2 separate regions of the Homo sapiens genome follow, and region 1 is linked to region 2. A link is an interaction called in ENCODE POLR2A ChIA-PET data of the cell type or tissue named here. Cell type or tissue: PC-9. All regions are shown on one strand. Each heading gives the region's core, and the rest is flanking DNA. Links, peaks and the distances in the headings are about the cores only.

Region 1 (6,129 bases), core at 746-5,745, 140 kb after region 2:
TTGTCACCAATGATAAAATTCAGGCTTTCAAGATAATGGAGATAAATGCCTGGAACAGGGTGGCTGTCCAATAAAGTCTGTCTTTCCCCTCTTTCTTCTACTCCTATTTCCTCCTCTTTTTTTTTTTTTTTTTTGACAACGTCTGACTCTATCGCCTAGGCTGGAGTGCACTGGTGCCACCTCAGCTCACTGAAACCTCCGCCTCCCAGGCTCAAGCCATCCTCCCACCTCAGCCTCCTGAATAGCTGGGACTACAGGCACACACCACCACACCCAGTTTATTTTTGTATTTTTCTTTTTTTTGTAGAGATGAAATTTTGCCACATTTCCCAGGTTGGTCTTGACTTCCCTCTCTTCTTGGTAGAGGTTAGCTCCTTGGCCCTGGCTGGCAAAGTGTCTGAAAATTGACACTCTTCAGTGTCAATTTTCCAATGAGATGGGGTAGGAGGTATTGGTTTGGGCACGGAGTAAGCTGCTGTAAGAACAGTCCCCCAAATACAGCAAGTTCAACAAGATGGAAGATTATTGCTCTCATGGAAAACTCTAAGCAAGGAAGGGGTCTGGGAATGGAAGGCAGTTTGACTCCATGAAGTGGATCAGGAATTCAGGTAACTTCCATCCTGTGCTCTGCCCTCTCCATGGTGGAAGCTGGATCTCTGTGCTGTGTCTATGTTTCAGTCTGCAAGAAGGCAGGGAGAAGATGGGAAGGGCTAGCACACATTGCTTCTGTTCACATGCCATTCACATATGGCCACATGTAACTGCCTGGGAGGCTGGAAAGTAGTGTAGTTTCTAGTAATATGGCTATTCTATGACTAAAAAGAAAAAAGGGAGAAAGGATTCTAGGGGATGGATGACAGTTTCTGCCACAATATGAGTGGGGTAGGATCAGAGGAGAAAAATGTGGGAATAGCAGAAATGTAGCACCTATGAGCTCACAGCTTCAAAGAGATGCTCAGGTGAAATCCCAGAGAGGCCCACCTAGACTCAGCACCCTGCTGCTGCTACCTCTTCTCACCTCATCAGTCTGTGCATGGTATGTAGGCCACGTGTCTTTGCATTTCCTCCAAACATCTGAACATGGTGGATCTAGAAGGCACTTTAGAGATCCCCTTTTATTCTGTAAAAGGAGAGGCACAGCCCCAGAGACAGAAGACTCTTGACCAATGACACACAGCAAGTCAGAGTTGGGATTGGGACTAGAACCAAGCTTTCCCACTCCCCAGGCCCATAGCTCTCTTGCCATAGCCCACAATATCTCTTTGATGATGCACCAGGCCCTTTCCCTTCTGATACATCAGATGGCTCCCTCCCTGAGCTGACCACCTGATTCCTTATCCTCTGTTACCTTGAAAAGCATGAATATACGTTAAATAGGAAAGGAATGAAGCAAACATGTATCACACAGTCGAAAAGAAGAATAGGCATAGGCATGTAGTGTAAGAAAGGTTATTCAGGGAAGGGGCATTTCCATCCCTTTTTATTCATACACCACCCAAGAGTCTTTTGAATGCAGGTGCAAAAATCCCACTGAAACCTGCTTACAAAATTAAGGAGGATTTATTGGCTTATATAGTCTCCAATTCCATATTTTTAGGATGGGTCACTTTTAACACCCTACTCCTGATACCAATTTCTACATCACTTGAGATGTCTTGTTGACAAGCAGTAACAATGGGCTCTGACTAAACTGAGACTTTTGGGCATTTATTGGAATAATCCTGGGGTGGTCTCAATGAAAGGACTGAAGAAAGGGCTGAAGAACCAGATCTGGAACTTATATCTCAGAGGATATCAGCAGCAGAAGAGTCTGCTACCTTCCAACCCTGAGTCTGTATGCAGAGGCAAAGTGTGGGCAAAGGAATTCTGGTTGCATGCCTACCCTATCTGATACCAGAAGAAAATGGGGTAAACATGGGGAGCTATGACAGATAAAAACAATCACCATTATGCCTTTAATTTCCCCTATAAATGCATACTATCATTATCCACATTCGCTTATTAGATTTGTATTTTTTCTCATTTTAACTTAAAGAAATATGTATAGTTCTTATTGATGGCATCTTTCTAATGGGAGGCAGTACATGTAATACAACTTCTTGGCTTAATACTTACTAACTACATAACTTGGGCAAGTTACTCAACTTCTCTGAGACTTGATTTCTTCATTTTTAAGATGGGGATAAGAATTCCTTGTAGGGTATTTGAGATCATTAAGATAACTAATGCATGAAAGGATTTTAAAGTAGAGTGGTGGCCATTTTTATCATTTAAATTTTCCTCTCTCTTTACTGTCTTAGGCTGGATTCCCAGAAGCAGACTCTTAGTGAAGGAAATGTATAGGGGATGAGAAAGTGGGGCAGGGAAGGGAAGCAGATCCGGCAAGGATCCGATATCAAGCAAACTCCCACAGAGGGTAATTTTGGCTCAATTCCACATGTGAACTTTGGAGACATACGAGTCACAACTCAGAGTTGCATGAGCAGGGAACAAGGGAGCTGGGGTATTGATACTCCCATGTTGCCAATCATTGGTTGCAGTGTCTGGCAAGCTGTAGAAAGCATTCTGACAATGAGATGCAAGTGTTGGCTGTTGGGAGTCAAAGCACACTGGGGATCAGGAAAAGGAGCAGAGGAGGTATGGACGAAACATGCTACCTGTCCTCAGTGGTGCTCATTTACACAATAGACTTGAAGAGTGTTTTAACAAAGGGGCCAGGGTTAGAGAAAGCATGAAGGTGAGACTCAGCAGCCTGTTCCATCTGGGTCAGAGGTCACTCACTCTGACTCCAGGACTTTTTTCTTGGAGCTGCCAATTTGCAAAGTATTTCGAAATAGTAGGCTCAGCAAACTTGGAAAGGCAGGATGCTCAGCTCAAAAGCTGAGAGTAATTGTTTAAAATATGGGGTTGAGCAATCAGGGATTCTCACCTGGAAGCCTTTTGCACCATGGCATTTTGCCAGCAGGCCCTGTGCTGGATCAGGCTGCACGCACTGGCCCAGGCTCACAGCAGTGCAAAGAAATGAGTGGTTGTTCCCACGGCCCATGTTTTGAGGGTTTAGAGGCAGGCTCAGATTTCACAGTTGGCAAGAGGTCCCTCTGCTCCGGTATTCTACCCGTACTTCCTGATTACCTGTAAGACCTCAGGCATTGACCTCGGCACTGGGGAAAACCTCACGTCTCACAAGACCACAGATAACTCTAGCTCCTGCGCTGCATCAAGAAGGACAGGCAGATCAAGCGTGTTGGAGGCATTGAGAAAAGAAACATCACTTTCCACCTGATCAAGAAAGGTCTCTTGAGTTGTCCTTGAAAAGAACAATCAAAGCGTCTTATTTAGCCAATAGTCTAAAAGTTATATATTTAATATTTATTTTAAGAACATTCACATGGCATTTACTACATGCCAGGAAAAGTTGAAGAGCTCTACACATATCAACTCAGTTCCTATTTGTAGGGAATGTGAAGCTTACTGGGGATGTTTGTGGGGATCTTGGCTGCCCAATGTGGGACCCCTGTTCCCTTTAGGTGTCTAACACATGTTCTCTTTCTCTTTGATGGCCAAGGCATGGCTGGCCAATGGGATGCTTCTCTCTCCAAAGGAGCAGGGAGAGCTGGAGATACCCTCCTTGCAAACAGCAGCTTGAGGATCCAGCGCCTGGTGCACAGGTAACCAGCAGTGGTCTCTTTCTCCACCTCAACTATGCCTGTGACCTCTTCTGACCCTGGCCACACCTGCCTGACTTTCCCTGCTTTCCGTCCATTTTTTTCTCAGTTTGATTTTACAGCCACCTTGGAGTCCCTTTTCTGTTAGGGTTCATGAGCATTGGATTCTGTTTTAGCACCCAGAACCTTGATTGGTTCAGAAGAGGAAGCTGGGAGATGAGGCCAGATGGAAACAAGACCAAGGAAGGTCTCAATTGCCAGATGAATTGTTTGTGACTTTAGCCTTTGGTCTAGTGGTTCTTAAGCAGGGACATGCTTTAGGATCATCTGATACTTTGGTTAGCTATTACCACAATAATGCTACATAACAAGTGACCTCCCACCCCAACCAGGGCATACAACAACAAAAATTTATTTTTCTCACTACAGGTCTGCAAATCGCCTGGGGTGACTCTGATGAACTTGATTAGTATTGGCTGAACTTGGGCCAGGGTACGGGATGGGTTCAAGCCTGTTCTGTATGTTTGTAATTTGGGGACTCAGGTTGAAAGGGTAGTGTCCATCTGGAGCAAACTCATGGTGAAGAGCTGGAGTGCAAGAGATAGGAGTGGAAATGTGCAATGCCTCTTCAGACCTTGGCTTGGAACTGGCACAGCATCACTTCTACCCATATTCAACTGAGCAGAACGCATGACACAGTCAAGTCCAACATCAGTGGTGTGGGGTAGTCCTGTCTGCTCACAGTGAATCGTGATACAGGGAGACAAGGAAGAATTGTGGACTAATAATTTAATCTATCACACAGGGGGTGTTTTTTCACAACCTGATATCCTGATTCCAACCCTCTGAGTGGAATTTTTTTTTTTAATTTTTTAGAGACAAGGTCTTGCTCTGTCACCCAGGCTGGAGTACAGTAGTGTGATCATAGCTCACTGCAGCCTCAAACTCCTGGGCTCAAGTGATCCTCCTGCTTTAGCCTCCTGAATACATGAGACTACAGGCATGCGCCACCATGCCCAGCTTATTTTTATTTGTATTTTGTGTAGAGCTGTAGTCTTGCAATGTTGTCCAGGCTGGTCTTGAGCTCCTGGTCTCAAGTGATCCACCCGCCTTGGCCTCTCAGGCATGAGCCCCCGTTCTCAGCTGGAATATCTGTATTTTGAAGAAGCTGCCCTGGTGATTCTGATGTGCATTCTCACGGGGTAAGTACTAAGTACCACTATGGACAATGAGAAGCCATTGAAGGCTTGGGCAGAAGAATGACATGAGCAGTTCTGGGCTTGGAAAATAACCTTGGGAAATAGGTGGCGGTAGAGGCTGGCAGATCTGTTAGTTAGCAAACTTGCATATGACCCAGAAGGGATGATGAGGACTTGAACTTGGTGTTCCGGGCACCTACTGCTGTGTAAGAAACCAGCACAAGACTCCGTGGCTCAAAAAAACACCTGTTTTTTTGGTTTGTTTTTTTCTTTTTTTGAGATGGAGTCTCACTCTGTCGCCCAGGCTGGAGTGCAGTGGCGCGATTTCGGCTCACTGCAACCTCCACCTCCCGGGTTCAAGCAATTCTCTTGCCTCAGCCTCCTGAGTAGCTGGGATTACAGGCACGTGCCACCACACCTGGCTAATTTTTGTATTTTTAGTAGAGATAGGGTTTCACTATGTTGACCGTGTGGTCTTGAACTCCTGACCTCATGATCCACCCACCTCAGCCTCCCAAAGTGCTGGGATTACAGGCATGAGCTACCGTGCCCGGCCAAAACAGTACCTGTTTTATGAGCTCTTGTGACTCGGGGGCTTGACTGGGCTTGGTAGGGTAGTTCTGCTCCATGGGACTGCAGTCAATGGGGACCCATTTGGGCCAGACATCCTGGATGGTACACACCCATGGCTAGCAGCTGTGGCTGGCTGTCTGCTGGAAGCTCAACTGAGGCTGTCGACTGACACACATACATGACCTCTCCATGTGGCTTGAACTTCCAGCACAGAAGCTGGGTCCTGAGAGGGAATGTTCCAGAAGTGTGCATTCCAAGAGGGAGAAAACAAGAGCTGCTTGTCCTCTTAAAGGCTAGGGCCAGCACAAGCATGGCATTGCTCTACCACATTCTGCTAGTTCAGTGGCCACAGGGCCAGCCCAGAGGCAAGGGCTTCATGGGGAGAATGATGAATAATGTATGTCCACCTTTAATCACACCTGGACAGTAGCAGTGCTGAGGGAGGGATGCAGACTCAAGAGAGGTTTAGGGAGAGTGGACAGGACTTGGCACCTCATTGTTCATGGAAGAAAGAACTGGGGATGCCAAGAAGGTGTTGCCCTGAGCATCTGTCAGGATGATCACTTTAATCCCTAGAGCCAGCCATGGGGTTCTGACATGGGGCAGCCTCTCTGCTAGGCGTTGCATGTGTTCTTTGGAAGGGAAAGATGATCGGCACCTTTGCCCAGGACACTCACAACCCTAATAGCATC
Region 2 (6,129 bases), core at 725-5,724:
TCCTGCGGGGAGGGATGGACAGGGTCAGGCGTGCTCCCCCATGTTTTGGGGACCTCTCACTGTCCCCAGGACCTTTCACTGTCCCCCGGACCTCTCATTTCTACTTTGCAGGGCTCAGTGGCTGCAGGCTTTGGCCTTTGGAGCTTTGGCCAAGAGATCAGGGGGATTCTGGGGCTTTCTGAGCATCAGGACCATCATTTGGGGTGAGGTCAAGTGGAAGGCATTATGGATCCTTCCTTCCTTTTCTTTTCTTTTTTACTTCTTTTATTCTTCTTTCTCTCTCTTTTCTTTTTTTCTTTTCTTTCTTTCTTTCTTTCTTTCTTTCTTTCTTTCTTTCTTTCTTTCTTTCCTTCTTTCTTTCTTTCCTTCCTTCCTTCCCTCCTTCCTTCTTAATCTCTCTCTCGCTCTCTTTTCTTTATTTTCCCTCCCTCCCTCCCTCCCTTCCTTCTTTTCTTCCTTCCTTCCTTCCTTCCTTTCTTCCTTCCTTTTCATATTAATAATAATGATAGTAATAATATGGGCCTAACCCTGACCCCCATACCCTGCCCCATGGGCATCTGTCCTCCCTCACTTTGCCCCGGAGCCTCTTTCCCTGCTTAGGAGACTTGAGGAGAATAGAAACTAAAGAAATGTATGCCCAAATTGCTGCCCAACTTTTATTTGCTGGTTCTAAAAGGGTCCTCCTTGTCCCCCTCTTACCCCCAGCCCCAGAGAGGAGAGAGTTACATATGCTGATGGCGAGTGCTGTGGGAGGGCACATGAGGAGGGGGCCCCGTCTGTGTGTCTTCACGCTTTCTGCCTTTGCTCTCTTCCTGTGTGTCTCTGATGTTCTCTGTCTGTCTGTCTCTCCCCTCCTGCCCCTCCCCAGTGGTGTGCTGGCCTGGGGCTCTGGTTTCTATTCCTGGCACTGGGGCCTCTGTGGCCCCCATGCTCTGACGCTCTATGCCACTGCTGCACCTGTGACTGAGCCAGGAGCTTTGGCGGAGGGTTGCCAGGTGAAGACCCCCACGGTGGCTCACTGGAGGGGAGGGGGTGGTGAGGTAGCGAGGGCTGGGCTGTCATATCGATCCTCCTTCCTTGGGGCAAATGGCAGAGCCTGGCAGAAGCTGCTTGCCAGGCCTCTGGGCTGCTTTTATGAAGGAGAATTTGGGAAGATCAGTGGCTGTAACAAAGTGCGGAACAGGCTTCTCCTGCTCCTCTGCATGTCCAGATTATACCAGACACCACCAGGCAGACAGTATTGGGCAGCGGGGAGGGCACAGGCTGTGGGACTGGACACCTAGGGTTTGAATCCCACCTCCTCAACTTTGTAACCAGGAGGAGACTCTGGGCAAGTGTCTTCCCTGTTTGTACCTCACTTTTCTCATCTGTAAAATGGGACTAATAATTGTATTTACCTCGGGGGATTGTCATGAGGAATAAATGAGTTAATACATGTAAAGTACTTAGAATCGTGCCTGTTATACTGTTGCTCAACAGATGTGAGTAATAAGAATAACTGCTGTTATTTCAATATGTATCTTTTCAGGCATCATTATCAGCAACAGCTAAGTTGATAATCCACTGTATGGATCAGAGCTCATGCTTGGGTGTTGGGAGGGTACTGGGGTAAATCTCTTCCTTGCTTTCCTTCATTCATTCATTTTTGTTTTTCTTTCTTTCTTTCTTTTCTTTTCTTTCTTCTTTCTTTCTTTCCCCTTTTCTCTCTTTCTTTCTCTCTCTCTCTCTCTCCCCTTCCTTTCCCTTCCCTTCCCTTCTTTCCCCTCCCCTCCCCTCCCCTTCCTTCTCCTTTTTTTCTTGTCTTCTGGCAACAGACCCTTCTTTCCCAGGGGTGCCCAGTCCGTGTAGTTCTGAGGGTGGGGCTGAGCCTGCCATGCATGTGCTGCACAGATCTGACCAGTCAGAGAACTGTATTCCTTGGGCCACAGTGATTGGCTCAGGGACAATCATGTGACACAAGGCAGCCAGAGTTCTCCCCAGAATTTTGCTGCCCTAGTGTTAGCGAAGACAGCTTTCCATCCTCTGAGATCCCCAGTTCTAAGGGTGTTGTAAGCTGGAGTCACTAGAAGCCCACCTTCTCCAGCTACATGAAGGAAGCTATCAACAGTAGAAGAAAATGAGGCCATTATGTCAAAAAAGGCAGAAATAAGACATGGAGTGGGGGTGGTGGGGGGAGAGAGAGAAAGAGAGAGAGAGAGAGAGAGAAATGTGATACCTTAATTACCTACCTTAAGTGTAGCCATGCCTACAACTCTCGTGCTGTATGTGCTTCTGACTGAGTCAATTACCTTTGCTTTTATAAAGATCCGAGTTTGGTTTCTTGCAATCAAAAGAGTCCTGATCAATATGGAAGCTGACTTGGTTACCAAGGGTGCCTGCTGTTGTGTTGACATCACCCTCACTCATAGGGGCTCAGTCTCTTTCATAGATGAACTGCACCATGAGAAAAGGGCTGAGGACCAGGTGGTGAAGGGGCAGGAGTATTTGCCTTGGAGGATTGGAGCTGGTGTGCATTCAGCAGAAATGAGCCTTCCTTGGAGTAGTAGCCATCCAGCTGGGCTTGATTTCAGGGACTTGGAGAAGTGGAGGTGGGAGTTGGTGAGCATTCCAGAAGAAGGGCACAGCATGAGGGAAAGGCTTAAAGTAGAGGAAATGTAAGGTGTATTGAAAGAACAGCAGCTAGTCTTGATTGGCTGAATTGTCAGGCAAATGAGTGATGGAAAGCTGAAGGTGATGAGGCTGGAGAATTATGCTGGAGTCAGAGCATGGACTACAGGAGAGTCAGAGCATGGAGGTTTTGAGTTTCAGGTCTAGGATCTTGGATTTTGTGGCCTAGACAATAGGGAACCATGCAAGTGTTTTGTTTTGTTTTTTTTTGGTGGAAGTTGAAAGATTCAGAGCTGTGTAGTAGATTGTTAAAATGGGGAGGTGAGGCTGGGCCTATAGTCCCAACACTTTTGAAGGCCGAGGCGGGAGGATTGCTTGAGGCCAGAAGTTTGAAACCAGCCTGAGTAACATAGCCAGACCCTGTCTCTAGAAAAGAAAAATAAAAAAATTAGTTAGACTACAGTTTTATCTGTAGTCTGGCACTACAGATAAAAAATTAGTATCTGTAGTCCCAGATACACAGCAGGCTGAGGTGGGAGGATTGCTTGAGCCCAGGACTCCAATGCTACAGTAAGCCGTGATCGTGCCATTGCACTCCAGCCTGGGCTACAGAGTGAGATCTTGTCTCTAAAGGGACACTTCCGGCAGGAAGTGAATCTGGACCTTCTAGGGCCCAAAGTGGCAGAATGAAGTCACACAGGCAAAAACAGAGTCAGAGATAGAGAAGTGAGACCAAGTCCTGAGGCCATGATTGGAGCCCCTGAATCAGACACACCCTAGCCATTTCAGGTACCTGGGACTATGAAATTGAATTGAGTTTTCTATAACCTGCACACAAGAGTCCTGAGCGTATGCAGCTGCAGCAGCAAGTAAGCAACTGACTAGCTCTGTGTGGGCCTGCGTGCTCTCAGAGGAAAGGGAGGAGCAAAAAAGGAAGCAGTGGGCAGGTCCTGAGTACCTGAGAGGTTGGTGATACAGCTAGCAGGGACTGGGCTTATGGGAGAAGAAGCCATTTTTGTGGGGAAGTGCAGAATCTGAAATATCGGCATGAACCAAAGGTGGCTGGCCATTTCTCCACCGTCAGGAGAAAGAAGTGCATTCCAAGACATTTTGTTGAGGACTCGGCCAACTAGCAGAACCCATCCTGGGCCAGAGTTGGCTTCACTCAGTGGAGCCTAGGCATAGAGCAGGACCAGACACTGGCTCTGAGGCCCATGGTTTACCGACTGTATTAGTCAGGGTTCCCTAGAAGGACAGAACTAATAGGATAGATGTATATATGAAAGGGAGTTTATTAAGGAGTATTGACTCACACGATCACAAGGTGAAGTCCCACAGTAGGCTATCTGCAAGCTGAGGAGCAAGGAAGCCAGTCCAAGTCCCAAAACCTCAAAAATAGGGAAGCCGACAGGGCAGCCTTCAGTCTGTGGCTGAAGGCCCTAGAGCCCCTGGCGAACCACTGGTGTAAATCCAAGAGTCCAAAAGCTGAAGAACTTGGAGTCCAATGTTTGAGGGCAGGAAGCACCCAGCACGGGAGAAAGATGGCCGGAAGACTCAGCCAGTCTAGCATTTCCACATTCTTCTGCTTGATTTTATTCTAGCCACACTGGCAGCTGATTAGACCCACCCAGATTGAGGGTGGGTCTGCCTCTCCCAATCCACTGACTCAAATGTTAATCTCCTTTGGCAACACCCTCACAGACACACCCAGGAACAAAACTTTTCATCCTTCAATCTGATCGAGTTGACACTCAATATTAACCATCAGGCCGACTATTCATCAATCAGCATTGTGGCAATGTTCAGCAATGTTTTTCTTTCTGCTTTGCGCAGAGTTCTCTGGGAAGTTAAAGGAACTAGAAACTTTCTTCCTCATAACCGACTGGTAAGGTGAGTTGAGGATTGAGCAGGCTGAGGAGCAGAGTTTACACCCTGCCTCTGCTATACTCTGTCTTCGTGCTCTTGGGCAAATTACTTAGTTGCTTGAAAGATGAATCAGAGATTACCAGGTGGAGGTGATTCAGGGAGCATTCAGGCAGGAGGACTGGCCAGTGGCTAAGGGAAGAGAAGCCCCAGGGGGTGGTGGGTGAGTCATGGGCTCTGATGTCAGTTGGATCTGGGTTCTCATACTGGTTCAAGTGCATGCCCTTAAAACAAGTCCTTCAGCCTCTCTCTCTCAGCTTGCTCACCTAAAAAGTGGACCCAATGATCTCTATCTTGTAAGGTTGATATGAAGATTACTGGAGTAACTTTCCTATAAAGTGCCTGGCACATAATTGATGTTGCATAAATGATTGATTTGGGCCAGGCGTGGTGGCTCATGCCTGTGATCCCAGCACTTTGGGATATCACTTAAGGCCAGAAGTTCGAGACCAGACTTGGGAACTTAGTGAGACCCCCCATCTCAATTAAAAATATTTTAAAGAATGATTGTTTTGCCATTATAAGCCATCTGCAAGCTGAGGAGCAAGGAAGCCAGTCCGAGTCCCAAAACCTCAAAAGAAGGGAAGCCAACAGTGCAGCCTTCAGTCTGTGGCCGAAGGCCTGAGAACCCCTGGCAAACCGCTGGTGTAGATACAAGAGTCCAAAAGCTGAAGAACTTGGAGTCCGATGCTTGAGGACAGGAAGCATTATTTTTTAGTGATTTATTCTGATTCCTCAAGGCACAAAGGCAGTGGAGAAACATGGAGGTGGGTGTATTCATCTGTCTTTATTCAGTTGCACATAAAGGAAACCCAAATAAAACTGGCTTTAGAAGAAACAAAAGGAAGTGGTTGACTCACGTAAGAGTCAAGTACAGAGGTATTAATGGATTTCAGGCATGGCTAGATCTAGGGGCTCAAATAATATCACCAGGATACTGCCTATCTCTCCATCATTTGGCTCTGTTTTCTGTGGCATAGGCTCCTCTCAATGGTGTGCTAGAGCAAATTGTAAAACATTCAGGAATTTTGGGCACCAGTTGGTCATCGTTGGTAGCATGAAACTGGCCATGGTCGGAGTATTTGTATCATGGAAATTGGCAAATGCTATAAATAAGCGCTTTTTTTCTTTTTTTTTTTTGGTGGGAGGAGAGCTTGTTTACCAACACATGACTGCTCCATTCTCAAAAGTCTCTTCCCCTGCCATGGGAAGAAGGCAGCCCGCAGCTACTGGTTGACATCCCACCACCTAGGCTACCACAGTGGAAAGTGAGTATCTCTTTCCCAGAAGTTCCAGGAAATGTCCCAGAGTTGGGTCTCATTGGCCTGGCTTGGATCTCATGCCCATTCGTGACATAGCAACTGAGGCCAGGGTGTGGAGTGTACTGACTGTCTTGTGTCCCTTCTGGAACTGTGAGATGGGGTCAGCTCCACCTGAACCGTGTGGAGTGAGAGTGGGTATAGATGGTTCCCTTTACTGTCACGAGCAACCACAGACCCTGGTGGCACACAAAACAGGAAATGTTTATTGTTCACACATCTGCAGGTTGGCTGGAGGGTCTGCTCCAGGCTGGGCTTGTCTGGGGTAGTTAGTGGGGAC

The links. Peaks named below come from ENCODE experiments on the same cell type or tissue, not always from the same donor. Only the 100,000 strongest peaks of a DNase experiment are listed, where the experiment ranks them.
Region 1: POLR2A ChIA-PET joins it to region 2 with 6 read pairs; 2 of 35 experiments call an interaction of 5 or more read pairs at or near these places.

What each region holds. Positions count from the first base shown.
Region 1 is chr16:50,527,914-50,534,042 of GRCh38, forward strand. No RefSeq gene overlaps it. Among named protein-coding and RNA genes, the nearest start is that of NKD1, 17 kb to the right of the region's middle. In PC-9, for the core only: no CTCF peak of the experiment used is centred there; a DNase peak (open chromatin) is centred at 3,038; H3K27ac peaks cover 1,563 bases.
Region 2 is chr16:50,392,707-50,398,835 of GRCh38, forward strand. LINC02178 (long intergenic non-protein coding RNA 2178) reads right to left here and starts at 2,427. Exons shown (of 2, transcript NR_146572.1): 1 at 2,229-2,427. RefSeq lists enhancers at 3,472-3,601, 4,222-5,421. In PC-9, for the core only: no CTCF peak of the experiment used is centred there; DNase peaks (open chromatin) are centred at 3,525 and 4,655; H3K4me3 peaks cover 2,320 bases; H3K27ac peaks cover 3,427 bases.